Regions from separate parts of the Homo sapiens genome. Here region 1 is linked to region 2. A link is a loop called in an ENCODE intact Hi-C map of the cell type or tissue named here. Cell type or tissue: Calu3. All regions are shown on one strand. Each heading gives the region's core, and the rest is flanking DNA. Links, peaks and the distances in the headings are about the cores only.

What was found. Peaks named below come from ENCODE experiments on the same cell type or tissue, not always from the same donor. Only the 100,000 strongest peaks of a DNase experiment are listed, where the experiment ranks them.
Region 1: it touches region 2 in a loop (8-fold over the local background); 3 of 110 quality-filtered maps call a loop at or near these places.

What each region holds. Positions count from the first base shown.
Region 1 is chr5:92,963,420-92,976,412 of GRCh38, forward strand. No RefSeq gene overlaps it. Among named protein-coding and RNA genes, the nearest start is that of LINC02058, 30 kb to the left of the region's middle. In Calu3, for the core only: no CTCF peak of the experiment used is centred there; a DNase peak (open chromatin) is centred at 6,672.
Region 2 is chr5:93,071,584-93,084,576 of GRCh38, forward strand. It overlaps LOC124901025 (a long non-coding RNA gene), which reads right to left and starts at 4,110. Exons shown (of 2, transcript XR_007058868.1): 1 at 2,770-4,110. RefSeq lists an enhancer at 6,600-7,799 and a silencer at 7,314-7,363. In Calu3, for the core only: no CTCF peak of the experiment used is centred there; DNase peaks (open chromatin) are centred at 7,168 and 7,708.

The DNA of each region.
Region 1 (12,993 bases), core at 2,409-10,408, 110 kb before region 2:
ATGGCATAAAAGATGACAGGAATGAGTCCTCATCAGAACTCTGATGTAATGACTCGTCAAATTGCACACACATCACACATTATGCACCCAGATAGTCTACAGTGGTGGAGAGTGTAGTCAAGAAAGTAAGAGATGAAGAAAACTGGCTTCTGAGCCTGCTTGGCCAGCTGTGTAATGCTTTCTAGCAGGAAAAAGATGGAAGAACGGGTTTTGTCTTGTCTGTGGAGTGCTTTGAGGCATTCTACAAATACATATTTTTAGATACAGAAGTGTGCGTGTGTCTGTGTGTGTGTGAAAGTGTGAGTGAGTGTGTGTGTGTGTGTGCTCTTTCTCTTGAGTAATAGGATGACAACAAGGGAAAATTTCCTACATAGTGTGCCAAGACATTTCATAGTCTTTGTATTATATGTGCTCATACGTCTAAACATTTTTACAGGTAAGTTACTTTCTGTCTTATGAAAAATGTCAGTTGGCTGTATTGGGGTCTTAAATACGCACAGTACAAACTGGCAGCTTAGTGCTTTCCATCCAGTATCCAGCAGACAGGCAAATCCCAGGGCTGAGCTATTGATCCAGCTGAACTCACAAGCAGTATGTCCTTATTCTTCTGGTTCAGTAGCCTTGGATGTAGTATACAAAATAATTTGCTGCTTTCTTCAAAGTGGTTTTCCCCTGGGGTAGGAAAAACACACTTGGAAAGATGCAAAGATATTTTATTACATTCACAATAAAAGGAACATTTTAAATAAGCTTACTGATTTAAAGAAGGCTATGTGTTTCATGTTTGAGGTTGTCCTTGTTTTATTTTGTGAGTATTGCCATGAAAAATGCCAAAAGATTACAACTTTAATTAAAATTCTTTAAAAACAATTTTAATCTGCCTATCATAAGCTAACCCATTACTCTTTTATCACTCAGGGTTTTGGGGAAAGACTTAATCTTCAAATTAGCTTTTATTAATGCTTATTATCACACTATTATTTGTATATTGACTTCTTATTCCTTTTCCTGATTTATGTACTATATCATTCTCAAGATGTAAAACAACAATTTTCTGTTTTACATGAAAGCTGAGAAAGAAGAGAGAAGATAAAGAAACAGTTCATCAGAATCATGAAAAATCAGTATGTGTCAAGATCCTTATTTATTAGTCTACTCTCTTTTTAGAGACACAGGGTTCAAGCGTTCAGGAAAAAAACTTGAGTGTTTAGTTTCATGAACCCTATTAGCCTTTTGCATTGTAATCAGAGCTTGACCAAGACTTAAAGGCTATGTATTCAGTGCCAGCCTCTCTAAGGCTTAGTTTCTTCAACTGTAAAAGGATGCTACATCATAAAGTTGGTGTGAGATTCAGGCTAAAAAATGTATTGAAAGCATTTTGTATTATCCTGGTAAATAAGAATCATCACTCAAATATAAATACTTATTATTATTAATAGTATCATATCAGTAGCAGTAATGACAGAATCATGGGGACACAAAACTACAGATCAAACTCAAATCGCTCAAGAAAAATATTGACTGCCTATCACATGTTAGACACCACCTTAGACATTGTACAGGGCATTGGAGGATATCAATTAGGAAGAGTGAAGCATGATTCCTGCCCTTAAAGAACTATCTAGTTAAAATAATACATAGCAACTATATTTAACAGAAGACAATTACGTATAAAATGAATAATAAAGGCAATCAAATAGGGGGTTTAGAGGAGACAGAGTTCATAGAAGGGAATAGTAACAGCATTCATTAGCTGACAAAAATGCAGAACTAGATATGTATATGTGTGTATAAATGAAAGAGATGATTTCTTTAATATTTTATCTACAACATCTCACATTCATACATAAAGATAAATAGTAAACTGTCAGAAAACGCAGCCATTTTACCACTATCTAAATATTCAGTAACTTCAGAAAATCAATTTATATTTGATGAGCTGAAAAAAGCCGATCATAAAAAGAGTTAGTACAAGCAAGAATCTGAATAGCCTCAGAAGCCCAAGGTCAAGTATTAGATTACAATTTGCTTCTGGGAAATAGCTTATATCAATAAGCTATGGGAGAGGTGGAGATCATTTTAAACAAAAGTAACAATTGAGCTATAATTGTATAATCAATAGCCTCTTTTAGCAGATGCGTGGATAGTGCCCAGAGCAGTGAACTGACAAAGAGGAGTTCAGGTACACAAAGAATGAAAGAATTATTTGCTAAAAATCATCTTGATGATCTTATCAAGTAGATGCTAATGAATTGTTAAGATAACATTCATTATTATCACCAGTTTTTATTAATGTGTGTAATTTTACTATTTTTTATAACATATGTTTTTTATAATTACATTAGATATAATAGACTGAGTTTCAAGGCATCAACATAAATTTATACTCAGGATCTTCACACTTCTTCTCCCATTCCCTTTTGTGTTGATATTATCTCAAATTGGTAATACTTGAAGTTAAAGACCATAAGAGATTATATAGAATTTAATTTTATTCCTTTTGATCTGTTTATACATTTGTTAACAAATATTTTAGGAACTAGGGACACTTCTTATGAATATAACATAAGAAGATAAATCAATGTATATAATAAATCACAAATTACATATTATATCAGAATTGTTAGGCAATAGAAAGTGCTTTGAGAAAAGTGAAGCAGAATAATACATGGGTAGACATTCTTTTTAAAATGCTCTAAGGCAGGAGTCTGTGGCCTCTTAGGAACCAGGCTGCAGAGCAGGAGGTGAGTGGCTGTCAAGCAAGCATTACTGCCTGAGCTCTGCCTCCTGTCAGATCAGTGGTGGCATTAGATTTTCACAGGAGCACAAACCCTATTGTGAACTCTGCATGCAAGGGATCTAAGATGCACGCTCCTTATGAGAGTCAAATGCCTGATGCTCTGAGGTAGAACAATTCCATCCTGAAATCCCTCCTCAACTCACTGCTGTCCATACGTGGAAAAATTGTCTTCCATGAAACTGGTCCCTGGTGCCAAAATGGTTGGGTACCACTGCTCTAAGGAATTTCTAATTCAAGCAGAGACTTCAGTGAAATGATAGGTTGAATCATGCAAGATAAGCCTAGGGGAAGATAGTGGAATAGCAAGTGCAAAGGCCCTGGTGCTGAAGTGCATTTGGGTTATTTTATGAACAATAAGAAGGCCACTATGCCTTGAGAAGTTGTGTGAGGCAGCTAGTGATCAAAGTTGACAGCATATATGTCCTTGAAAGAATTTTATTCCGAGTATAATGGGGCTTTACTAGATGCTTTAGAGTAGAAGAATTGCAGTAAATAATATGGTTTTCTAAAAGATCACTCTGGTTGCTGAATGGAGAATGGACAATGTGTCATGAGTGGGAGCACCAAGGTAAATTAGGAGAACATTACTACAGTCAAGATAAGTCATGATGGTGATCACCTTCAGGATTAAATTAGAAAAATACTCACGCCTTTAAGGAAGATAGTGAGAAAGAGTATCTCACCTCAGTCTTCTCTAAGAATTCACAAAAACAAGCCCAACCTCACATGAATGAGGGGCAGGAAGTCATATTCTCTGTGACAGAATATTATCTAAACATGACTGCAACAATATCTCCCATCCCACATGTTCTTCTGAGCACTTCCACATCAAGAGGTCAAGTTTAGGCCGGGCGCTGTGGCTCACGCCTGCAATCCCAGCACTTTGGGAGGCCAAGGCGGGTGGATCACCAGGTGAGGAGATCGAGACCATCCTGGCTAACATGGTGAAACCCCATCTCTACTAAAAATACAAAAAATTAGCTGGGCGTGGTGGCAGGCACCTGTAGTCCCAGCTACTCAGGAGGCTGAGGCAGGAGAATGGCCTGAACCCGGGAGGCAGAGCTTGCAGTGAGCCGAGATCAGCCACTGCACTCCAGCTTGGGCGACAGAGCAAGACTCCGTCTGAAAAAAAAAAAAAAAAAGAGGTCAAGTCTAGTTCTCTGACCCATTGAATCTGAGCAGGCCCTGTAACTATGTTAGCCAATAGGATTACCAGTGGTGAAGTTATTCCAGTCCTGGATATCACCATTGATTGGCCTGGAAGCTTCTGCTTCCTATCTTTTGGAAGTCTATTGCCATTAAAGAAGAGCAACTGCTCTGAGACCATCATTGTGAGAAGCAAAAAAACACATGGAGAGGTCCTAGAGTCTTGTGGAAATTTAAAAAAAAAAAAAAAATCTTGGATGTTGTTTCTCCAGCTTTAGCTGCCCTAGGTGACACCATGGGAATCAGAGGCCAACTACCCATATAAACCCTTCCTGAATTTCTGACCCACAAAATGATGAGCAAAATATATATGTTTTAAGTTACTAGGTTTTGTGGTCATTTTAATGTAGTAATAGATGGCTGGAACATGATATGTATGCCCTTCCCCTCCCCACAAAAAGGATGTCAAAAATTAATTTAAAGAAGTCCCGAGTTGGTAGCACTGGGAAACTGCCACTGTTAAAAGCAGAACCAAATGAACCAAACGATAGTCAGCCAAAATGTAAGACTGCACAAGTAGACCTACAATATTTTCAGCTACTAAAAGTATGGGTTACAGAATATATATTCTTCCACAAAAGATTCCAGAGCCAGAATGATTTTCTCAAGATTTCTTCAAACTTACAGAAGAGTTAATTCTCATATTAGCAAACCTGCTCTAGAACATTTTAATGGTATTTAATTACAAATCTGACAAAAAGAGTGCAAAAAATAAAACCATGTAACAAGAGTATAAAATAGGTTGTTTCAATTTGTGCAGAAACTCTAACTTTTGATGGTTACTGCCTGACTGATGTATTGACAATGTTTCCAAAACTTCATCTTGGTAAACATCTGCAATGTCTTTTTAAAATGTAAGAGTAACAAAATTTTCAAGACATATAATAAAGGGTTAATATCCTTAATATATTGAGACCTCTTTCAAACCAATAATTGAAACTCTAACACCTCCATGGAAAGTGAAAAAGTGTGCAAAAATAAGCAATAAAATCTAAAGAGGCAGAAAAATAAATGATAAATTAGCACAAGAAATATTTAACTTCTCTAGTAATAAAAGAAATAAAAATTAAATCAGCCATCAAGCCCTATATTAGCCTAGCAGATAAACAAACAAACAAGAAAAAAAATCACTCCTCATCAGTACTGCTGAGTGATTAGTGAGACAGCGATAATCTGGTGCCATAGACATTGCTTCCTTAGAGAGTTTCTCTCATAAAAGGATGGCTCTTACCAAATCAGGGTCCCCTTCAAAACAAAGAAAAGTCCTCCACAACCTCATCCTTATACAAAATGAAATTAATTTCATGTGACTTCAATCAATATTTTAGTCTATAATGGGTAAAGATTTAATTATTATCTGAGTCATTTGCCAGTACTTCAGATAATTGATGTTGCTTTTCCTAAATTCATTTTAAAAAAGAATTTTTTAAAATATGTATTTCTTTATCATAATTAGCATAGATTACAGGGTCCGGGGAGTAATTTCACAAAATAAAGTCCAGTGATGTCCTGGATCCCACCCAGACCTATTCAAGCCTGGGAACCTGAATTTCTAACAAACTCCCAGTAGTTGCTGATACATACAAGTTTGAGAGTTACCTTCCCAGGGGATGAAAACAGAAAAATTTAATCCATGACTGGCATACATCAGAAGTCATAGACATGACTCAAGAACATACATCTGTAAAGCAGCAAGCACATGAAGTAAGGTGTTGCCACTTATAAAGTCCCCGGGGAAATCAGCCTTGGAGCCCAGAGGATGGCCTCCAAGAATGGACCTTATGTTTAACCTTGGCAGCTGACTTCCCAGATAGCTCTAAGCACTGAGGCTAAAGTGGGGGCAGTCAGACAATGCCAGAGGTAGCGGTAGTCACCAGCCAAATCTGGTAAGGATGGTAGGAGACCAGATGTGCCATCCCCTATAGGCAATTCATTCATGGCTGTCCCTTTAGGTAGGCACGAAGCCACTTTGGCTTCAGCCTTTTGCCTTATTCTCTCAAAAGTCACATGCAATCAATTTTCTGAACTGCTTATTGCCACATCTTCCTGCTGTTCTCTGTGACCATGAATTGCATGTGTAAAGGATGAGGACGTATTCAAACTCTATGGCACAAAAGAAAGAATCAATTCAGACTTGTATTTTTAAAAGCTGTACGTAAGAATCCTTTTTCTTGAAGATGTAGACAGGTGAATGCGGAATATGATATCTGACATGATTGTAGGACACTGGCTGTAATAAAGTATAACTGAGTATCTGTCAACTTGGCTGTGGCTTGTTTGTTCACACTTCAGGCCAGTTTCATGAACAGGAATAATAGAAGTGTATTTTTCCATTTGCAGAGCTGTAAAAAGGAAACGACATTTTTATTTGTTATCTGAATAGTTTTCTATTGTTTCTTAGCTTCTTTAGAAGCCAGTTTTAAAAAAATTTTCTGAGAACTTTAATACATTTTCTTAAGTAATACATTATCTTTTATCTACATTTCCAGTTTTTCAGTATACCAAAAGGACTTGCAAAATCACTTCGGTATTTCTGCTAAAAGCCTAAATGTAAACAAAGAGTAAATACAAATGCCAGGAATCTGTTAAAATTCTACAAATGTGTCCACTACCCACTATGCTTTGCTTGAATTGGGTTCTTTGTGTCCCTGTTTCCCCCAACCTTGGCCAAGAGCATTTTGTCTCTCACTAGTGCCCTGATGATGATGATACAATGGTGTGCATTCATTGCAGTGGCATGTACAGAGCTGTAGTTCAAGATCTCTTCATTGTTTCCTTGGGATAACCATTCCAAGGAATGAGTTTGTTTGCCCTTAAGGATGGACATCACAGAATTTTGACTCTCTCAATAGCTAAAAACTCTTTAGTCCAAGAGATGTTTTAATGTAACTATTTTCTTATTTATAGGCTAGAAATGCTGCATGCCAATACCAGACATTTTGAGTAGCACATTATCGTTGCCCCTCCCCAAGATATTCATAGCTTTGGAATTTTTGGCTGGTATTTCCATGTATTATAATTGTTTTAAAGAAAAAAAATTGAATTTAGAATCTGTATAGAATGATAAAGTAATTCCAAATAGCAGTTGTATCCATATTCATCACCAATCATCAAATGGGACTGATTATAAATGTACTGGGAGACTATCAGAAAGGCACTGTTGATTTACTTTACATAGATAAACAAGCCACATAAAAAATGAAAGCACAATGCTTTCTGAATTGTAAGCGATTAAACATTAATGACTGTAAAGCTTAGTCAAACACTGAAAGTCTTAAAGTCTTCCACAGTACATCATGTTGAGTGTCAATGGATAAAACAGAATGCCAATATTAGTTGGAATGTTCTTGAAAAGAGTTAAGCTTTGTCAATAGCTATAAATGTACATATGCCAATATCTAAAAATCTATCAATCTCTACATGCTGTTTGTAGAAGCTTGATTACTCTGACCGTACCAAAAATATTCTGGCACTAGCTGGCATTGAAAATAAACAAATCTGAAAGTGATTTTATATTCACTTATAAGCATTCGTTTTCTTTTGTGCCACGTGTGTGGATTTTGGTATTGATATAGTGAAGTAATTATTATCTACACTAAAGGAAGGTAGAGAATGAATAAATCAAATTTTTTTTTCAATTACCACATTCATTTGGCTGTAGATGTATTTTGGTGACTATATTTAAATATTCATTTATCCAGCTAACATTAATTTTAGCTTGATGTAAGAGAATGCTCTTAATGTGACATCTAAGACCTGGGTCTAATTTTTGCTCTACTGTTGATTAAGTCATATGACCTTGTAAAAGTTCATTTAACCTGTTTCGGACAGTAATTGTTGCTTTAAAGTAGGATATCTTTGTCAATTACATAGTTATTTGAAGGATCCAAGGAGGCAGCAAATGCAAACACACTTAATGGACTGTGTTATATCTATGCAAGATATTGTTGAGAAGCTCCACATAAAGCCCTAAGAAGCTTGCAGATGAGAAATACAAATAAAGGATAAGTTTACATGCACAGGGCTGAAAGTACAATGACTTGAGCAACTGACACCAGAATTCTTCTGAGGCACAGGGTTATATTTCTCCAGGAAAATGCATTGATAGGTGTTCTAAGTTTGAGGGTCAGCAGGAAAAGGGCATGGAAGGAAGAGGAAGCTGTTTTGTATCATAGATAAGATGAACACGCAACTGCAGGTGGAGGAAATCTTTGAGGGAGGGAAAGAGGAGCAGAGATTCAAGAAAAGGTTCAAGATAAAAAATTATAAGATGACAAGCCTACCTCTCCATTACCTTCAGTTAGTCTGTGGAATATTTTCAATTTGCCTAAAGCTATATGTGTGTGGATCTTTGTGGAAACCAGTGAAAGAAATAAATTTTAAGCTCAGTTTGGCTCAGGGTGAAAGAGATATCACAAGCAGCTGTCAGAGCAGGCAAAGATAGAGGAGGCAGTACTCAGTATCTTATCAAAACAAAAACCCTCAGAAATCCATGAAAGTTGGATTAATTTGACCAGTCATAGGCTCTGGAACTTAGAGTTCTAGTCAAATCTACCAAGATGGCAGAGGAAGCAGGAGGCTTCAGCTGGGCCAGCTACATGCATAATTAAATCTAACACATGGTAAGTAAGAAAAAAATGCATTGAGAGAAATTCACAATACTATATGATATTAAAGCAGGGAAGAATCACTTCCAGCTGAAGCTATTAGGGATATTTCAAAGAGGCGGGGTGTATTAGTCTGTTCTTGCATTACTATAAATACCTGAGACTGGGAAATTTATAAAGAAAAGAGGTTTTATTGACTCATGGTTCTGCAGGCTGTACAGAAAGCATGATGCTGGAATCTGCTTGGTTTCTGAAGAAGCCTCGGGAAACTAAATGATGGCAAAAGGTGAAGGGGAAGCAGGCACATCTTACATGGCAAGAGCAGGAGCAAGAGAGAGTGAGTGGGGAGGTGCTACATACTTTTAAACAACCAGATCTCATGAGAACTCTATCAAGAGAACAGCCCCAAGGGGATAGTGCTAAACAGTCATGAAAGATTCACCCCCATGATCCAATCACCTTCCACCAGATCCCACCTCCAGCACTGGGGATTACAATTTGACATGAGATTTGGTGGGACACAGATCCAAACCATATCAAAGGGGATTTGAGATGTTTTCATTGTGTTTCAATTTGCAATTTGTTGCCTTTTGTTTGCTTGTTTTTATCTATTGTAAACTTTTTTTTTTTAGATGGAGTCTTGCTCTGTCGCCCAGGCTGGAGTGCAGTGGTGCAGTCTTGGTTCACTGCAAACTCTGCCTCCCAGGTTCAAGCAATTCTCCTGCCTCAGCCTCCCAAGTAGCTAGGATTACAGGCATATGCCACTACACACAGGTAATTTTTGTATTTTTAGTAGAGATGGGGTTTCACCATGTTGGCCAGGCTGGTCTTGAACTCCTGACCTCAGGTGATCCACCCACCTCGGCCTCCCAAAATGCTGGGATTACAGGTGTGAGCCACCATGCCTGGCCTATCTATTGTAAATTTTTAACATAAGACAGATATTTTTACCTGTGGATGCTCTTTAAAGGGGATGCTTTAAGCCCAATATGCATTGGAGAACAGGACAGCAAGCCCTGTCACTGGAGTGCAAGCTCTGTGAGGGAAGGCACGTATTTCACTCATTTTATCGCCTTTTTGTTGTTTTGTCTTACTGTATGAGCAGAATTTTAAAAGATAAAGACATTCCAGAGAATGTATTCCGCTTCAAATGAATATCCAAATTTCACTGTGGGAACTTGAAATTCACTCAGAAGTTCCATCTAATTTTTTTCTTTAGGCAGAACATCTTTATTCATTCTTTTATTCAATAAGCCAAAAGGATTTTGCTTTGGTCCCACTGTGTCTAAAATATAGTGCTAGATATTGAGCTTATTAAAATGAGTGAAATATGTCCCTTCCCTCACAGAGCTTGCACTCCAGTGACAAGGCTTTCTCTCTGTACCCCAATGAATATTGGGCTTAAAATATCCCTTTTAAACAGCATCCAGAGCTAAGAATATCCGTCTTATGTTAAAAGTTTACAATAGATAACAAAGGTTTTTATTTAATGCCACTCATCATTACTGACAAATATTTTTTGAGCATTTAGAAAGGATCACCTTTCAAAGGTAATATGATTTTATACTATTTTGTCACTGTTAATAAAACACAATTTGAAACAAAACATCACAAGTCTCATTTAAGTCATTAAGAAAATACTTTGGAATGAAATTGCTGAGACATAAAAGTTTACACAGAGGATAATTATAATTTCAATTCCTTGGTTAATATACCTATAGTACAATACTATAAACTACAAACTCAAAAATGTAGTATTTTTATAGTTATATATTTCTCATGGTAAATAAGGAAACTGACATTCTAATTTTTTTTGTTAAGGAGTCCCTGTCTTTCAGAAATATTTGGTCAAATTCATTGTCTCTTAATCTCTTTTGGATCATGGAATTCTGAAACACAAAATACAGTTGTGGGTCCCCGTCTATAGAATAGTGCACATACAGATTTACACACAACATTTTTATACAGATTAGAAATTTTTTTTTGTTTTTTTTGACGGAGTTCCCCTCTTGTTGCCCAGGCTGGAGTACAATGGCGTGATCACGGCTCACTGCAACCTCCTCCTCGTGGATTGAAGCAATTCTCCTGCCTCAGCCTCCCGAATAGCTAGGATTACAGGCATGCACCACCACGCCCGGCTAATTTTGTATTTTTAGTAGAGACGGGGTTTCTCCATGTTGGCCAGGCTGGTCTCGAACTCCCAACTTCAGGTGATCTGCCCACCTCGGCCTCCCAAAGCACTGAGATTACAGGCGTGAGCCACCACACCTGGCCAATTAGAGGATTTTTAAACTGCTATTCTGGTTAATACAGGAGACAATCAAGTTCACTAACGATTACAGAAAAAATACAGTAAATGCTATTACTTGCAAGACTGCGATATTTAGAAGACTTGGGATATACTACACACACTTCAAGATCTTAGGCCACTTTATAATAACCATAAAGGTAGGATTTGAAAATGTCCTTTTTTAAAAAGCCAATGAAGAAAAAAGAAAGAGAATTCTGTCATACTTAAGGGCAAGGATCATCTTTTTCATTTTAATATCCCTGTGTCCAAAAGCAATCCCCAGCATAGATATAGGTGCAAAGTGACCTTCACTGAAAAAAAGCAAAGGTCCAGGATAAGCCACCAACTAAATATTCATGTCCATGGTTCTTTGCCTGCTGCTAAATGGTTCTTATAATACTTCTAAGGTAAAGACTCTCCATTGGATCCATTCCCTTGCATTCTCAACCGCCACTGGCTGGGCCTGAGTAGTCTTCATATTGCTACTGTTGGTTTGGCTCAACCCTGAGGTCATGAGACCATGCTCTCTTTTGTCTTAAGACAAAATGTTAGAGCTTAAGTATTGCTGTAAAATGAAATAATATCCTTGGCACTGCGTTTAAAATAACAACCTGCCTAAAGGCAAAATTCTCTTCCTCCCATCACGCACTGAATGTTTATTTCACATTCAGCACTTGTTTGGTGCATGTTGCATCCCCAGACACTGAGAGAACTGTGAGAATGTAATGAGTACAGAATCTTCGAGAGAGGCAATGCAGGAAAGATCTAAATGCTGTGGATTTCAAGAAAATTTGACCCAAAAGCCCAATCATTAAATATACACTATTTTGACAGCGAAGCTGGGAAAGGTGAGCTGAATTATGCATTTTGATATCTTAAAGGTAGTCTTCACATCATTAAACCGTTTTTATTTAAAGAAAGTCATTCTTATAAACAGGAGGGATTTGCCTTTTCAGACGTATTATTTTGAATATGTCAGAACAATCTATATCATATTAGTCAGAAAATTTAAAAATATATACATTTTACTGGTATATTAAGAGTAATTGTTGGCAAAATACCCTGAATTATTTAAACTCTTATGGTAATTTAGTATTAAAAGTCTTTGGCCTTAAATGTGTGTTAAAGAAAAATCTCAAAAGTACAAAACATATGGTGTAATATCTTAGTTATTTTACCTTAAAGTGAATTGAAGAAATGTTTACATAGAATTTTTCACTTTGCAACAACATGGGAAAGCAAAAGTCCTGTGGAAAGCTGTCCAGATGCCCAACCACCATCACAACAACAAATTTATTTCCCAATAAAAGAATATCATGTATAGTAAGATATATAATAGCAGTTTGGGATTGTTGTGAATAATTACTGGAAGTTATATTTTTTAAATTCCACCAGTTAGAATACCTGTATTGAGCCTTATCGATCAAAATATCCTTGCATTAATCATAGCACAGTATAAAATCAACTCAGAAAGAAACCCTGAGCTTGAAATTAGCATCTGTAAAACAACCATGTCTGAGAAAAAATGTTTTGCTACATTAAACAAAGTCTTAAAACCTTAGATTAGGGGTTAACAAACTATGGCCATCTCTGAATCTGGCCTGTAGTCTGTTTTTGCATTTCCCTCAAGCTAAGTAAGGTTTTTAAATTTTTAAAGATTGTAAAACAAAACAAAGAGGGACATGTGACAGAAACCATATGAGGCCCCCCTACCCAAACCTTAAAATATTTATTATCTGGCCATTTGCAGAAATACTCTCCCAACCCCAGGTTTACATTCTAATGGACTGGTAGCTAGCCTTCATGTGCAGTTTTGGATTTAGTTGGAAATGCCATGTCATTTTACTAAAAACAGCTCTCTTCTGGTAAAATTTGTACTGAAAACATGAAAAATTTCCCTAGCAACAAATTAAACGTTCAAAATCACACTAACTAGATTTGCTCCTTTATCAAAAGTAATGCCTTAGAAATGAAGTCATCTAGGGATATTCTAGAACTGAGCAATTTATTCAACATATTTAGAAGACATATGGATCTGAGGTGAAAACTGATATTTGTTGAAAGCAATGAAAAATTCTTATACCCAACTG
Region 2 (12,993 bases), core at 3,017-11,016:
TTATGTAAGAACATACAATACACTATCCGAATTTTGAGGCTTTCACACCAAAATCATATTCCCACAAATTTCCTAACTGGATCATTGATTTGGTATCTTGAGTATTTCAAACAGAAACTCTTCATATTTTTTCTATTCACTTTAGGGGTAAAAAAATTAAAAACACAACAAACTTTTCAAAGCAATAAATCCTGCCACTTCAATGTGCTTTAAAAAATTATTTTCTTTAAATACTGTTGTTTAAAAAAGACTTACTCTAGAGAGACATCCGTTATTGAATAGTCAGAATGGGAATTGATAGAAAACATTCTAAATTGGGTGGGTTAAATTTTGCTTAAGGAGAAGTGAGAGTAAAGCCTGAAAAGGTTGCTTTTCTCACTACATTCTGGCTATCTGAAGTCATTGTGTGGAAGCACAAGAATCTTAGGTAATAATTTGAAGTATACAATTTAATTCTTTAATTCAACAGATGTTTATTAAGCACATAATATGTGAAAGTTGCTGTGCTAGATGTTATACTAGACTCTTTGGGAGGTGCACCAATGTAAAAATCATTATTGATAGGATTCCCTCAAGGAACATACAATCTAGTGAAGAAAATGTCACATGTTCATAAATAACTATAGTAATAATGTCTACTGCTTATTGAGGGCTATATCCTAAGTGCCTTACCTATATCAATGCACTGAATCTCCACTACAACCTTAAGGTTTATACTGAGGAAGGAAACCAAGGCACAAAGAAGTTAAGTGACTTGTCCAAAAACCAGTCTTATTAGTAATAGAGGCTGTAGCTCTGGAGGGTTATTGGTGCTGGCAATGAAGACTAAATGTCATCATGTAGAAGTGATCATTGGAACTGTGGGAATACACTGAATTACTACCGGAGGGAAAGATCTAGGGTTACATGGGGAGGTAAGGGGACACGACATCTGCAAGACAGGAGAAGGAAGAAAACTGACTGAAATAGAGAAGACATAGTCATAAAGCCAGAAAATAGAATCCAATAGCATTATCCAAGAAGGCAAGGAAAGATCTTAATGACTGGATAGCCAAAATGTCAAATGCTACATTTTTTAGCATACAAAAAAGAAACATCATGTGCTTTTAAAGACATACAAAAAAGCAAAAATTCTATCCACATTGATTCTTTGAATGTCAGTTACTTAGTCATACAACCTATCCTGGGAAATAACACCATAAAACATTATAACAAAGTGTATATGGACTTGGAGTGGTCCCTAGTGAGGAAAAAAATTAAAACAGATTTGTATTTATTGAAAAATGTTATTAAAATTTTATAGAATGCTAAGCATGTTAATACTTTGTTTTTTCCAATACACATCTGAGAATTTAAAGAGAAAACAAATATTTCCTTTACAAATACAACATAAGTCTTTACAGTAGTATGTCATGTGACATGGCTTCAGTTAATCAAATGTAGGTCCCGGTGCATGTGCAGATAGATGCACATACTAAAGTTCCATATCCAGATAATTTTCTGGAGTGAGTAAAAATCACCGTAGTGACAGACCATTAGCCCAGGCCTCTCAATGCATCTTTTCAACAAAATGTGCACTTTGCCAAATAAAAAATAAAAAAATTAAAAATTAAATTAAAAAAGCTGTGGGCCAATTGTCTTCAGAGTTTCTGGTTTCTCTCCAACTCAGACACACTCATCCTATCACCCTAATGACTCACCCACTCCTTCGCAATTTTAACACACATACCATATCCCAGATATTAAAATTATACTTCCTGAGTTCAATAAAATGTACTGAAAGCAGAATTAAAGTACACTAATTGTGTTTTTAAAATAAGTTACATCTGATTTTTAAAACAACAAACTTGCTCTTTCCTCATGCAAAACCAAAATGCTTCTCCCAAAAAGAGACCTCCTTTCTCTCTGTCCTGCTTAACACCCTTTCCCTCCTTTTTCCTGCCTCTGTTTTTCTGCCTTTGTTATTCTCTGTAAAACTGAATATACACATCGCATTGATATTTCTTGCTAATGATAGCAATATGTATCCTGGAGGGTTTTGTAGCTGGCCTGTCTCTCCTGTGGCAGTTGTAGGTAAATCTGATTGGAATTTCTATACCCATCTAAATAGATCCTTTCTCATCTTGCCCCTAGGCCTCTGAGGTGTGGAATCCAATCTGTGGTGTGTTCCGATGCTGCTCAGTGATAAGGCAGGAGCAAGATTAGATGTGTTCTGAACTGTATTCATGTTCTCTCTTTTTAGTTGCCTAGGAGAAGGAAGAAATCTTCAGAAAAAATATTTTAGAAAATCTTTTCTGAATTGATATGTAGTGCATTTCTCCTTTTTTATACAAGGTGACAGCGTGCGTGAGATGTAAAGATGAGTTTGCTCAGGCAATTACCCCTTGTTGATAGCAGATTATTTCCTCTGGCAACTCGAAAATAACTTGTTGGTATATAAGTTACTGCTGTTCTGGGGATGTAGTAATTTACTCTCCTGCCTTTTTTATGAGCACATTTATTTTAATCAGTAGAGTTCAGAATAGCTCTTTTTCATCTAACTCCATCTCTTTTGGAGTTATGCACCTTCTAACACATAATGAAGGAAGGTCCTTTTGCGCACACAGGAGAAAAGAGGTATGATATATTGCTGGAAAAATGGTCTTTGCACGGGAAATCATATCCCATGATCTTTTTTGTCCATGTTAAAAACACAACACTTGTTCTCCACAGCTCCAGCCCAAATTATTTTTCTGATGAAAACAATGAAAACCTCACCAAGTAACTCACCATTATCTTTCATCGTGGGGACCGATAACATGGAATAGTTACACATGTAGGATGAAGAAGAACATGAAAGAATTCAGGTCAGCAAAACCTATACAACTTTTAAGAAATATTGCAGGTTATATACCTCACTGAATGCCTGTAAGATAAAAGCAAGCCAGAGAGTTTAACTGCCTCACCATTTTGCAGATGAAGTAAAGGGTCCAGAAAAGAAAAACACTTTTCCATGGCACCCAGGAACTTTGATGGGGACCAAACAAATACTGTGATAAAGGTCCTTCACCTCTCCCATTGGCCCCTAGCCATCCCCTTACAGAACTTTTGCTATTTCTAAACAAGTATAGAGAAAGCAAAATTCATTTTCTAACATTAATCCCTAGTTGGCTAAGCCTTGGTTACTCCACATGTGTTACTTATCATGAAAGTTCAGTATATGATAAAGAGGTGGATCATTTAATTTTTCTCCAGTACATAATAACAATGACAAAATTAGTGACTTCACCACTTGGGTCTTTTCTAGAAAAGGGCAAAGTTTGGCTGATGGAGCACAGACACCAAAACCTGAGAGCCTGTATTCTTGACAATCTCTACTTCTGACCACTTAGATTCTTGTTACTCCATTCTCCCAGTCATAAAACACTAGGCAGTAACTTTCCTCTCATCATGAGGATTATTAACAGGACAAAGGAAGACTATGGATGTGGAAGAATCTGGCTTTCTTGAAAATTCAGGGACTGTCATTTCAAAGCATTACTTCTTTGTACTTCTTCCATGGAATGTTTTCATTTAAGTGAAAATAGAACATCAGAAATAATTTTTTGTTGAGAAAAAAATAAGAAAAAGAGCAAAAACAAGAACTGCAAGATTATTTTACAAAAATTTCTGTGATTTTTTATAGAGATCATATCTGGGCAAATCAGGAGGATAAGTAAAATCAACTGTCCTAATTTATAAAGCCAATGCAACACAAGTTCACATCAGTCCACATTGTGAACTGCGTCTGTGCATTAAATATATTAATAATTGAACAGTACAGCAGGAAAAGTTTTAAGGGCTTTTTTCAAGTAGAAATTCTCATCTATGCCTAGCACTAAATTCAGTAAATTTTCTTTCCATACATAAGGTGGTTGTCCAAATCTGTGCTGAAGTAGAAATTCATGGCATGTATTTTTAATATTTCAAAAGTAGTGAGTTTGCAAATCTACTTTTCTTAACAAATTGTAACCAAACCTAGAAACATATACTAAATAGGTGCTCAGTCCTCTATGAACTCTCTTCCAATAAAAAGGGGAGAGTGGCGGCACACACCTGTAGTCCCAGCTATTTGGGAGGCTGAGGCAGGAGGATTGGTTGAGCCCAGGAGTTCTCGAGCCAGCCTTGGCAACATAGTGAGATCCATCCCTGAAAAAAAGAAAAGAAATTGTATATATATTTGCTTGTGCAATAAACTAATATTGAATATTATACAATTTGACTCATGTGGCCTTCTCTGTCTAGGTTTTCATGGGTATAAACAATTTAAATTTTAATATATTATAAATATTATTTTATTATTTGACCAATATTTAAAAGTAATGAAATTAGTGAGAAATATTTTATTTTGATGATATAATTGTCAAGCACTTTGTCAATAAGAAGCTCTGTACAAGCTTCAAATAATTTAAAGAAGCAAAATTATTTAATGTGTAAATTCAGACATTAAAATTTGGGGGGTTCATATTATAATTTCCTGACTAAATTAAGTCATGAACAGCAAAAAGAATAATGCGCACACAAAAATTGAGCTTCCTTATAGAGATTCCAGGAAAAAAATAAATGAAATAGATAAAATAACATACAAAGCCACAAAGAGTGATGATTTTGCAAGGGAGAACACTATCTCATCTTATTCATTAAAAAATGTGAAGAACACTTACTCATCTCTGAAAAAATAGTTTATTTTCTTCTATCTGGAATTTCCTCTCGTATCACTGCTATAAGCAGGTTTTTCACCAAAGGGCTGGTTTCTTAAGTGACTCAACCTAATCATTTTAAGCCCAATTCAACTATATAGAATATAATGATTGTCAATAGGAAGAGTTAAATATTGGTCTTAATAAAACTTTAAATGATATAATTAGCCTGACAACTTATTACATTTAAGCATATCAACCTGCCGATATTTATTTACAAGAATTAAAATTACAAAAATTATAAAGATGCTTCTACATTACCACCATTACTTTGGAATACTTGATATTGGTTCCAAAATAGTGACAGGTTTAAATATCGTCAGCTACATTAAGGTCTGTTCAAAAAGTACATGAGTTTTGAACAGTGTATAGGCAAAAAACAAATTACTAATATATAACACATCTTGCATCAAAACATAGCTTCTAGCCGCAGCAGTTAGGGCAGCACAGGCCAGGAATCTTCTAAGAAAGAACATTATGCAACAAAGCGCCACCACTCGGACTGGGTGATAGAGAGCTAGCTGCAACTGTTAGTGTTTTCTCTTTCTTCTTCCTTTTTTTTTTAATATACAGAAGGATTGTACATATATTTGGGGAACATGTGATGGTCTAACACATGCACACAATGTGTAATGATGAACCAGGGTATTTAGGATATCTTTCTTGTTGTTTGTGAGTGATGGTGCTGAGGAGGACTGGAATCAAGCTCAGGAGAAACTCCATGTACTAGAGGAAAAAAGAAATTCCATCTACTTAGTAATGAAAAGAATAGTCTCTGAAGCCAAGAAGCTTGGTTAGAATGTCAGGGCTACCCCTTACCAGCTGGTGACCTTGGGCAGTTTTTGGAATGTCTTAGCCTTGGTAATCCCTTCTATGAAAAAAAAAAAAAAAAGGAGGAGAAAGAGAACATATAGAGGTAAATGAAAAAAATAGTCTCCCATCTATAAAGGGATAATAGCCTTGTGTGAAGATTAAATAAATTAGTACCTATAAAATGCTTAGAAGAATGCCTGGTAGATAGTAATTTCTCAGTAAATGTTAGCTAATATAGCAAAGGCAAAACATAAAGCAAGAGAAGTAGCATGGCAACAGCAATAATCTTCCATTTCCAGAGAACATGAAATGTTTTAGTGTAAGGAAAGGCTGATCTATTTTTGAAGGAGGCAGCACAGTTTAGTGGAAAGCATCAGGAAAAATCTTGAGTTTTCATCTATCCTGTTTCTACCAGTACCTTGCTGCGTGGCCTTGTCCCACTTAACATCTGTGCACCTCATTGTTCTTATCAAGAAACTAAGAAATTTCAATTTGATGATTTCTAGGGCTTCTTTCAACTCTAAACATCTTCTAGTCATAATACCTAGAGGATAATCTGGCAGCCATTGCATGGTTTATGCTCATAGGAGGAGTATTTCAGGTGTCTCTTTCTACTTCTCAAAGGGCCAGATGAGCAACCAGAAGTACATGAAGACTGGTATATTGCAGTGAAATAGAATTAAGCCCTCAAATGGAATGTCATTTAATTCCTACACTGTAAAAACTGCATGTATGTGTTCTTACGCATCTATACCTTCAAATTACATGTACCAAAGAGTGGTGTACCTTATATTGGTTCTCTGATAGAATAAATTCCCACCACATAGTGAATTTTTAAACTGAGATGCTTATTCTATTTCATTATAATGTGTAAACTGTTACTTTATACTCAACTACCCTGAGGTAAATTGAAGATGGGTATACAAAATGAAACTATTCCTCTAATAAAATCACTGACATGTTAAGAGGGTTCCCATTTTAGTTATTTATGCTGTTTTCTTTCATTTTTAAAGATGACACTACCCTTTATTACACATTCTGAATGTGTGTGTTATACTTGTACGACACATTTTCTTTCCATGACCCATTAAAGTAGCATAATGCTTTCTATATTCATGCATCTCTTAGCACACAACCTATGGTTTTAAATATTTTTGCATTCTTTCTCAGAAGGGAAAAAAATGGGTTTCATAGTGAAAGAAAAAACTTGGCCAATTATGTCATTTTTATCTCATTTTCAGTTTCGACCTAGCATTATCTTAGGCTTAGTAGTAACAAATGATAAAATGACAAATAAATTCTGACATTCTCTGCATAATCTACATTCTTGGCCATCGAATCTTCATTTTACCAGCCTCTTAAGAAATGTTTAAGAAAAAGAAAAAAGAAAACCTCAAACATGACTGCCAATCTAACCCATTCCATTCTGTGTGTCATGCTGCCGAAGCAGCACTTGGAATCTAGAAGTACCAAGTGCCACAATTCGTCTCCTTGTGACTCATGGCACCAGATGACAAGCAATCCTCTGTCCTTCAGCAGCACCAGAAACAGTGGAGGATCCGTGTGGGTGTTCACAGCGTTGTGAATAGATCTAGTGGGAGGCAAGAGTCCAAGGCTCAGGCTTCCTGCACGTACCACCATCCTGACAGATGGCATATTCTTGGCCAGAATCCAAGGACCTTGGTCACCGAGTGAACTTTCCCTGACTCTGTGCTATGTCGATATCCCAGACACACAGGGACACAGGCCTTGCTTATGAATCATTCTGCTAGAAGCTGCCTCTATGTGTGTTTTCTGAATGAATGTTCATAAAGGTATTTTGCCTAAACCAAGTAAGACTGTTCAGCACTTTGTCACACAATTACCGTGGGTTGTATCAACACAGAAAGTGTGTTTTATAATTTAGTCATAATGAATTTTTTGACCCATAAATCAATAAACCTGTTACAGACTGAATAATAATATTTGCTTCCTGAAAGCATGTATGATATCAACAAGGTCGCAGTTTACTGTCATTTTTAATAGGGAGAAAAAATCTGTACTCAAGGGGCATTTAACATATTTTGACAAGGTGACCCACAATTATCCATTAACACTGTATTTGTCTAAGCCCTACTGCATTGATATGCAGGGACCATGTAATAGTTCATTGATGTCCCACTTGGGGGTGGAGCATAAGGCAAGTGGGACCTTTCCAAGGTCTTTCACAGCCAGAATGCATCTTGCTATTGCTGTATTGATTAAACATTTGGATAGTTAATCAAAACAGCTCAGCCCTGTTAACCTGCCACGTGCAGTATACAAAAGAAAGAAAGAAAGGCCTCTAAGAGAAGCCATGAGGCTGTATTTTTCTTATTTTCAAATTTGATAAAATATATCTTTTCAGACAATAGGATTATAGTAAAATATTATAAAGCATTCAACTTCATCTTGAATTGAAAGACTTGTGGACTTTTCTGTTCATTTCTCAACATTTTTAAAGATTTACTTTGACAAAAATTGTGTATATTTATGGGGTACAATGTGAGGTTTTGATGTGAGGTTTTGATGTAGATATTACAGAAAGATTAAATCAAGCTAAATAACATATATATCACATCACCAACTTATTTTTTGTGATGAGAATGTTAAAAATCTATTCTTTCAGTGATTTTGAAATATACGATACATTATTATTAACCATAGTCAGAAACTAGTGAAATAGATGGCTAGAATTTGTTCCTCCAATCTAACTGAAACTTTGTACACTTTGATCAATATTTTACCTTTCTCTCTGTCTCTCTTTTCCCCACACCCCAGCCCCAGCCTATGGTAATGAACTTTCTACTGTCTTTGTCTATGAGATCAACATTTTTAGATTCCACATACAAGTGAGATCAAACAGTATTTGTCTTTCTGTGCCTGCCTTATTTCACTTAGCATAATGTCCTCCAATTTTATCCATATTATTGCAAATGACAGAATGTCCTTTTGTAAGGCTGAATAGTATTTCATTGTGAATATATACCACATTTTCTTCATCCAGTCATCTATTAATGGGTGTTGCTTCCATATTTTGGAGATTGTGAATAATGCTGCATAAGCAAAGGAGTATAGATAACTCTTTGACATACTGATTTTAATTCCTTTGGATATATAACCAGAAGTGTCATTGCTGTATCATAGATTAATTCAATTTTCATTTTTTTCAGGAGCCTCCATACTGTTTTCCAAAGTGGCTATACTAATTAACATTCCCACCAACAGAGTACAACCGTACTCTTTTCTCCACGTTTGCCAACACTTGTTATCGTTTGTCTTTTTCAGAGCAGCCATTCTAACAAGTATGAGGTGATATTTCATGGTGATTTTAATTTGCTTTTTCCTTATGATTAGAGATGCTGACCATTTTTTAAATATTTGTGTTGGCCATTCATAACTCTTCTCTTGAGAAGGTCTGTTCAGACCATTTGGCCATTTTTTTTTAACTGGGTTTCTTGCTTTCTTGCTATTAAGTTGTTTGAGTTCCCTATATATTTTTGATATTAGCTCCTTATCAGATGTATGGTTTGCAAATACTTTCTCCCAATCCATGGGAGAGTATCTCTTCACCCTGTTGTTTCCTTTGTTGTCTAGAAGTTTTTTAGTTTGATGAAATCCCATTTCTATTTTCCCTTTTGTTGCCTGTGCTTTTGGAGTTCTGTCTAAAAACACCATTGCTCAGATCAATGTCAGGGAGCTTTCCCCTATGTTTCTGTTTTCTTTTTCCTTTTTTTTTTTTTTTTTTTTTTGAGATAGAGTCTCTCTCTGTCACCCAGGCTGGAGAGCAGTGGTGCAATCTTGGCTCACTGCAACCTCCACCTCCTGGGTTCAAGTGATTCCCCTGCCTCAGCCTCCTGAATAGAGCTGGAATTACAGGCATGTGCTAGCATACCTAGCCGAATTTTGTATTTTTAGTAAAGATGGTGTTTTGACATGTTGACCAGTCTGGTCTTGAACTCTTGGTCTCAAGTGATGTGCCTGCCTTGGCCTCTCAAAGTGCTGGGATTACAGACGTTGAGCCAACATGCCCAGCCTTCCCTATATTTTATTCTAGTAATTTTATAGTTTCAGGTCTTAATGTTTAAGTCTTTCATCCATTTTGAGTTTATTTTGGTATATCATATGAGATATGGGTCCAATTTTATTCTTCTGCAAGTAGATATCCTGCTTTCTCAGCATCATTTATTGACAAGTCTATCCTTTTCCCATTGTGTATTCATGGAAACTTTGTCAAAAATCAATTGATTGTAAGTACTTGAGTTTATTTCTGGGATTTCTAACCTGTTCCTTTGGTTGATGTGTCTGTTTTTATTCCATTAACGTGCCTGTCTCTGCTTGCTGATAACATAATCTTATATATAGGAAACCCTAAAAATTCCACCAAAAAATGTTCAACTGAAAAACAAATTCGGTAAAGTTACAGGTTAAAAAATCAACATATAAAAATCAGTAACATTACTATATACTAACAATGAACTATCCAAACAATAAAAATAAGAAAACAATCCTATTTACAATAACATCAAAAATAAAATACTTAGGATTAAAGTTAACCAAGGAAGTGAGAGATCTATCTATATACTAAAAACCATAAAACACTGTAAAGGAAATTGAAGAAGATACAAATAAATGAAAAGATATTTCATGTTCACGAATTGGAAGAATTAACATTGTTAAAATGTCCATACTACCCAAAGCAATCTACAAGTTGGATACAATTCCTATCAAAATTTCAATGTCATTTTTCACAGAAATAGAAAAAAATTCCTAAAATTTGTATGAAACCAGAGATGACCCTGACTATTCAAAGAAATCTTGAGCAAAAAGAACAAAATTATAGGCATCGTGCTCCCTATTTCAAAACATATTATAAAACTTTTGTAATAAAAACATTTCTTGACATTTTAAGTGGGTTAAAATCTCACATCTTTGCCAGAATTGAGTCATGTTCTTTACACCCATCTAAGTTCAGTGCACCCTCAGTTTCCTCTTTAGTTAGAATACTCTTGATATTCAAAATTGGAGGCCCCCATTTGGGACTCACTGGTTCATTTCTACCCCCTAGATTTTCCCTTCTTGTCACATGAGCCAATATTCTCAGACCCTCTTTCCTCATGTCTAATCTCAAACAATCTCAATGTTTCGTTTCCTTTGTTAAGAATATAAAGTTATCAGAATTTATTTTTATACATATAAAACCTTCAATTTTGCTTCCCTTTCTTTCTTCTGTTAAATCTTTTGTCCTCAACTGATTTTTCTTATAACTGAATCGTTCTAATTTTCATTTAGGAGACCACCAATCCCTGCCATTCTCCCCTTCAGCTTCTTATCAACCAATAAGTAGCACAGTTATACACCATTCACCTCACATTCTGCCATACATATCTGTTTAGGACTTCCAATTATATCCTCAATCCATCGTACATAATAATCATGTACAGTTGTGGTTATTTACACTCTAAGTATTTCACCTGTTCACTTTGTTTAACAATTTCTAACACAAATCAATTTTTCATAAAGTTGTTTGATCATAAGAATCATCAACTCCAATTAGACCTACTTATCATTATATCCAAGAGTAGGACCTAAAAATGTGTAGTTTAACAAGCACCTAGGGAAGTTCTTAGGGTCAGGAAAATCTGTAGTCCAGTGACTTAATCCATTCTTCATCCATTTGTTCTGTAAAGCCAAATATACACCAAGTGATAATTAAAAATGCATCTATAACAAGATTTTATTTCATTAAGTACAATTATTGAGCACTTTCTATGTGCAGTAATTTACATATGTTATCTCATTTACCTTGCTGCTAAGTTCATCCTGATTTTGCTTTTTATTGGGATGTACATGATTGTGTGTGTGTGCAAGTGTGTGTGTGCACAATTATATTACATAGATTGTAATGTCTATTTTGAGAAAAGATTTTCTCTCCCTTTTTGGCTTTGACAAAGCAAGTTGCCATGTTGGGAGTTGCCATATGGAGAGAGGTCACAGAGTGGCCCTCCGCCAACAAGCAACAAGAAACTGAGACCCTCAGTTTGGCAGCCTGCAAAGCATTGAATGCTGCCAACATTCATGTGAGCTTGAAAGCAGATCCTTCCCTGGGCGAGTCTCAGATGAAACTGCAGCCCCAGCCAACACCTTGATTGCAGCTTTGTGAAACCCTGAAGCACAGAACTCAGCTAAACTGTTCCCAGACTGCTAAAATCCATGGCAACTGTGAGATAATAAACATGTTAATTTTAGAATTTGTAGTAGTATTATTACACAGTAACAGATAACTAATACATAATACTTTTATTTCATAGCCATTGTTATTTCGAGTCCCATAACCTTTTAAATTTGGGGGTTCCTATTTAATTACATTACTAGAAACTGCTACCACCTCAATTTACCATCATCTGTGCATTTACATTATGATCTAATATGCACCCTAGGAAGTAGGTATTTTATCTACTCATGTTATAAAAAAAATCCCTATCTATTTTCCACCTACACTCACTCCTAAAAGAATAAGCTCATCATTCATAAGCTAGAACAGTAAAAATGAGTTTGCTTTCAGAGGTGTAAGTTAAATGCAATAAAACAGACTCTCTGCTTATTAAATTAAGGATAATAGGCTAATTTTTGTATACAAAAATGGCATTGCAGGTCTAGACATTTGGGCCATGTTACATTTAGGGTGCTTTTTCTATAATTCTTTCAAATTCATTATCAGCCTCTATGTGCACCCTAAACTCATTATGACCAATGGGTGTACTTTTGTAAAAGCACTGGTTGCAGATGAACCTTCCAGTAGAAATCCAGACATAAAGTAAAACTATTGACACAACCAGGAATAAAATTGTCATTACCTATGTGGTACCTAATCGGCCACAGCTGAGGAGGAAGTGTAAGGAGTGGGGAGAAATAAGACATAAAATGTATGCAATGCAGCAAGCTCAAGATCACAATGGACAGGTTCCTCTGTTTGCTAAAAATAGGGAACCCATTGTGTAGTAATTATCTCCCTAAAGGTTTGGAACAAGATGAGAAACTTGCTCAAAAATAGGTCACTATTAACTGGAAAATATGATTCTAGTCTTAAAAAAAAAGGACTAGAAAATTAGTGGCGGGCATTAATTTCTTGTTATTTATGAAAGCACTTTGGGAGCAAGATCCGTTGAGTCTTATTTCCTTTTTATGGAAACAGACACCATTATTCAATTTTGTCCTATCTTTTTATTAATAGGTGTAAAACATCCCCAGGGAGTTTCAAAGCTTCCGTGGAAACCAGAAGCAATATAATAATTCTACACCTAGGTGGCTGTCACTCAGCCTAGGTGTTCTCCAAACCAGAGGAAGCCTAAGCAAGTCTCTGCCGGGCTGGTTCTGCCTTCTCAAGGGGCAAAATGACAATATTATTTGAGCAGTGGTTCCTAGGCACAAGGACTTAACCCAT